2 separate regions of the Homo sapiens genome follow, and region 1 is linked to region 2. The links are chromatin loops, found by intact Hi-C in ENCODE. Cell type or tissue: K562. All regions are shown on one strand.

The links. Hi-C counts contacts between places; a loop is a spot of excess contacts. Peaks named below come from ENCODE experiments on the same cell type or tissue, not always from the same donor. Only the 100,000 strongest peaks of a DNase experiment are listed, where the experiment ranks them.
Region 1: it touches region 2 in a loop (5-fold over the local background); 13 of 110 quality-filtered maps call a loop at or near these places.

What each region holds. Positions count from the first base shown.
Region 1 is chr19:47,011,905-47,014,404 of GRCh38, reverse strand. No RefSeq gene overlaps it. Among named protein-coding and RNA genes, the nearest start is that of NPAS1, 6.7 kb to the left of the region's middle. In K562, a CTCF peak has its summit at 1,264 (motif pointing left); a DNase peak (open chromatin) is centred at 1,274.
Region 2 is chr19:47,243,275-47,245,774 of GRCh38, reverse strand. It overlaps LOC124904731 (a long non-coding RNA gene), which reads left to right and starts at 1,580. Exons shown (of 2, transcript XR_007067278.1): 1 at 1,580-1,717. RefSeq lists enhancers at 690-1,190, 1,390-2,383, 2,482-2,500, a silencer at 1,536-1,585 and a cis regulatory region at 1,170-1,821. In K562, a CTCF peak has its summit at 1,362 (motif pointing right); a DNase peak (open chromatin) is centred at 1,474; H3K4me3 peaks cover 1,150 bases.

The DNA.
Region 1 (2,500 bases), 230 kb after region 2:
TGCAGTGAGCTGTGATTGTGCCACTGAACTCCAGCCCTGGGAGACAGAGCAACACCCTGTCTCAAAAACAAAACACAAGCCTGGTGCAGTGGCTCACGCCTGTAATCCCAGCACTTTGGGAGGCTGAGGCGGGTGGATCACTTGAGGTCAGGAGTTCAAGACCAGCCTAGTCAACATGGTGAAACCTGTCTCTACTAAAAAAATTACAGAAATTAGCCAGGCATGGTGGCGGGCGCCTGTAATCCCAGATCTCAGGAGGCTGAGGCTGGAGGATCGCTTGAACCCGGGAGGCAGAGGTTGCAGTGAGCCAAAATCATACCACTGCACTCCACCCTGGGTGACAGAGCAAGACTCAGTCTCAGAAAAAAAAAAGAAAAAGAAAAAGAAAAAGAAAAAGAAAATTGATGGTGAAAAGCGATTAAAACAAGGCCTGCTATCTCGTAAGGGTCCAATGATTGTTAGCTTTTATTAATTTAATATTACTTGTATTTTTTTTTTTTTATGCAGGGTCTCACTCTTTCACCGAGGCTGGAGTGCAGTGATGTGATTACGGCTCACTGCAGCCTCTACCTCCCGGACTCAGGTGATCCTCCCATGTCAGCCTCCTAAGTAGCTGGGACCACAGGTATGCGCCACCACTCCTGATTAACTTTTTGTATGTTTTGTAGAGATGGGGTCTTGCTCTGTCTCCCAGACTGGAGTGCGTAGCACAATCGTCGCTCACTGCAGACTCGAACTCCTGGCCTCGAGCAATCCTCCCACCTCAGCCTCCCAAAGCACTAGGATTACAGGTGTGAGCCTCCGTGCCCGGCCAATATTATTTGTTTTGCTAACATTTATGTTAATTGCATGCTCTTCAGGCCCACCTGGGAGGCAGGTTGGCTGTGAGCTTGCATGTCCTGAATCTCTACTTTCTTCCCCTCCTCTCAGCTCCTGCAAATCGGACCCAGTCTTGTCTCCCCAGTGCCCTCAGGACACACTGAGTTTCTCACCCGGCTCTGCAAGGCCCTGAGTGGCCTGTGACTGAATGGTGGAATAAATGGGTGGATGGATGCAGTGACAGAAACAGTAGCTCATTCCCCTGCTTCTCGGCCAGCTCCTGGGACACTTCGCTTCCAGCCCCATTTCTCAGAACCCGCCTCCTCCTCAGTCCCTGCTGCTTCTCCTTCTAATCCGGCCTTACTTCCTAAAAAGCCGCCATCCGGGCTTTCTACTCTTCCCGGGATGGCCATGGCTGGGCAGGGCGGCGCTCTGCTGACCCCTGGTGGCCGCGCGGAGTAACACAGCTCATTCTCCACCAGGGCAGTTGGCCTGGAGCCCTGGAGCGAATGCTGGGTGCTGGCTGCGGCTTGGGAGGCACAGCTCCCGCCCTCGTAGGTTTCACAGGAAAGTGGGGAAGACAAAGGATAATCAGATACTCACACTGTCGTATGCGGCAACCCTGGCGTCATCTGCACCTTCTCTCTGCCCCAGTCTCATGCCATCTTCAACAAATTCTGTAGCCTTGACCTTCAAGATACCTGGAATTCCCTGTTCTTTCCACTATCACCGTCCTTCTCTGGTCTAATCCGCCACCGTTTCACTCCTGGACTATCGTAGTTACCTCCTTGCTGGACTCCCAGAATCCAGGCTCAGTCTTAACTGATTTCTCCTTTAGCCTCAGGCTCCAATGTGACTCACTTGACACTCTTACTGATTCGTCTTTATTTAAAATATTGATAGTTTGTTCATCATGGATTTGGTTTTTTTGCACTAATTTTGATTTTTTAAACAAGTCTCTTTTTTTGAGATGGAGTTTCGCTCTTGTTGTCCAGGCTGGAGTGCAATGGTGCCATCTCGGCTCACGACAACCTCCGCCTCCTGGGTTCAAGCCATTCTCCTGCCCCAGTCTCCCGAGTAGCTGGGATTACAGGCATGCGCCACCACACCCGGCTAATTTTGTATTTTTAGTAGAGACGGGGTTTCTCCATGTTGGTCAGGCTGCTGTGGAACTCCTGACCTCAGGCGATCCACTCACCTCGGCCTCCCAAAATGCTAGGATTGTAGGCATAAGCCACCACGCCTGGCCCAAAAGACTTTTATTTATTTATTTTGAGATGGGGTCTCACTCTGTCACCCATGCTGGAGTGCAGTGGCAGAATCTTGTCTTAATGCAGCCTCAACCTCCTGCGATCTTCCCACGTCGACCTCCTGAGTAGCTGGGACTACAGGCATGTGCTGCCATGCCCAGCTAATTTTTTTTTTTTCTTCGAGAGGGAGTTTCCCTCTTGTTGCTGAGGCTGGAGTGCAATGGTACAATCTTGGCTCACTGCAACCTCTGCCTCCTGGGTTCAAGCGATTCTTCTCTCTCAGCTTCCCGAGTAGCTGGGATTACAGGCATGTACCACCATGCCTGGCTAATTTTGTATTTTTAGTAGAGACAGGGTTTCACCATGTTGGTCAGGCTGGTCTTGAACTGACCTCAGGTGATACGCCTGCCTCGGCCTCCCAAAGTTCTGGG
Region 2 (2,500 bases):
TGGGCAACAGAGCAAGACTCCATCTCAAACAAACAAACAAACCTATATATATATATATATATATATATATATGTGTATAAAAATCTTGAATCCTACCACAGCTCCCGTCTCTGCTTCCTGGATCTATGGATGGTCATAAGGATGTAACCAGGTCATGTATGTAAAGCTCTGAATCGGCACGGAGCCTAGCACACAGTAGGTGAACTCAGAGAGCTGCCATGATGATGATGATGACAATTGGTCTCTCAGAACCTTCATCCTTCCGGCTGCCCCCTAAACGCCTCTCTGTCCTTCACATCCACATCCAGTACCTCAGCCAATCCCATCTGCTCGCTCTCTCTTTCTTTCTTCTCTCTCCTTCCTTCCTTCCTTCCTTGCTTTCTTGCTTTCTTGCTTGCTTGCTTTCTTGACAGACTCTCGCTCTGTCACCCAGACTGGAGTGCAATGATGTGATCTCGGCTCACTGCAACCTCCCACTTCCAGGTTCAAGTGATTCTCCTGCCTCAGCCTCCCAAGTAGCTGGGATTACAGGCACGCACCACCACACCCAGCTAATTTTTGTATTTTTGGTAGAGATGGGGTTTCGCCATGTTGGCCAGGCTGGCCTCGAACTCCTGTCCTCAAATGATCCTTCTGCATCGGCCTCCCAAAGTGCTGGAATTACAGATGTGAGCCACCGCGCCCGGCGGCAAATAGCACTTTTTCAAAGACACCATCCCTCAACACTCCTGACGGCCCTTCCCTGCTTCCTTTTTCTACTTGAAGTTTCGCTTTGTATTGTTACTGTGTTCTCCTGGTGTGTGGTCTGCCACAGACCAGAGTGTCAGTCCCATGAAGGCAGGATTTGTATCCATTTTGCTCACAGCTGTATCCTCATGCCTACAACTGCACCAGTGCCTGGCACAGGGGAGACTCTGTGGTAATTGCTGAATGAGTGGATATAAGAATAAATGGGGCCAGGCGTGGTGGCTCACGCCTGTAATCCCAGCACTTTGAGAGGCCGAGGCGGGTGGATCACGAGGTCAAGAGATCGACACCATCCTGGCCAACATGGTGAAACCCTGTTTCTACTAAAAATACAAAAATTAGCCGGGCATGGTGGCAGGCGCTTGTAGTTCCAGCTACTCAGGAGGCTGAGGCAAGGAGAATCGCTTGAACCCGGGAGGCAGAGGTTGCAGTGAGCCGAGATCGCGCCACTGCACTCCAGCCTGGGCGACAGAGCGAGACTCCGCCTCAAAATATATATATGTATAGTCCATCTCCCCTGGTGGTTGTGAGGATGAATTGGGTTTGTATTTGCAGGCTTCCTGAGCTGGCGACATCGTCTGGTGCAAAGGTGGGCTTTTTGCGCGGCGCCTGTGCTTCCGCCTTCTGCCGCTCGGGGGCAGCAGGCGTCCGGCGGATTCGCCCGCGCGGCCGGGCCGGGAAAGGAGCGGGGGCAAGTCCGCAGGAGGAAGCTGATGAAATCCTGGCCAACTCGCAGTGAGCTCATCCCGCCCGGGCGCCTCCGGAAGCCACGGGGCCGCCCGGCCTCCGCCTGGCCCGAGCGATAAAGCTCTCGTGCCGAACCAGGGCGGGAAGTCCTTCCTGAAGTCTGCCCTGCGTGGGGCCTGCTGCCAGAAGCCTGGGCCGGAGGGGAGGGGCGAGGACGAAGTAGCGAACCGTCCGCTGGCTGTCTTAGAAGGATGAAAAGTGAATTCTGAGCCTGGCTGTGGGAGTAAGAGAGAGGGCATCGGGGAAGGGAGAGGGGGGCGGGAGAGACAGAGACAAGAGGTGGGAGAGACGACAGGAAGAAGAGACAAAGGTGGGGAGACTGAGGCAGAGGAGGGAGAGAGAGAGAGACAGAATCCAGGAGGGACAGCTGAGAGAGTCAGATGGAGCGACAGAGACAGAGATGGGGGAGACAGAGACACGGAGAGACAGAGATGATGGAGACAGAGACTGGGAGAGACAGAGATGATGGAGACAGAGACTGGGAGAGACAGAGATGATGGAGACAGAGACAGGGAGAGACAGAGATGATGGAGACAGAGACTGGGAGAGACAGAGATGATGGAGACAGAGACAGGGAGAGACAGAGATGATAGAGACAGATGGCAGAGACAGAGGTAGCGGAGAGAGACTAGGAGAGACAGAGGTGGCGGAGACAGAGACGGGGAGAGACAGCAGTGGTGGAGACTGATGGGAGAGACAGATGGAAGAAACAGAGAGGGGATATGAGAGACAGAGACAAAGGCAGAGAGATCTACAGGGAGACAGAGACAGGAGAGATAAACATGGGAAAGAGAGAGACAGAGAGACCCAGCGAGTGGCAGAGATAGGGGAGTCAGGAGCGACGCAAGGGTGTGGGAGATGGAGTCAAAGTAGGGGGTCAGAGGTGCCGAGCTGGAGGTGAGGGAGACGGGGCGAGGGGGCCGGGGAGGGGCGCTCGGGGCGGGCCTGCGAAATCGGGGCGGGGAGGGGCGGGGCGGGCCCCGGAGGGGCGGGGCGGGCCCCTCCC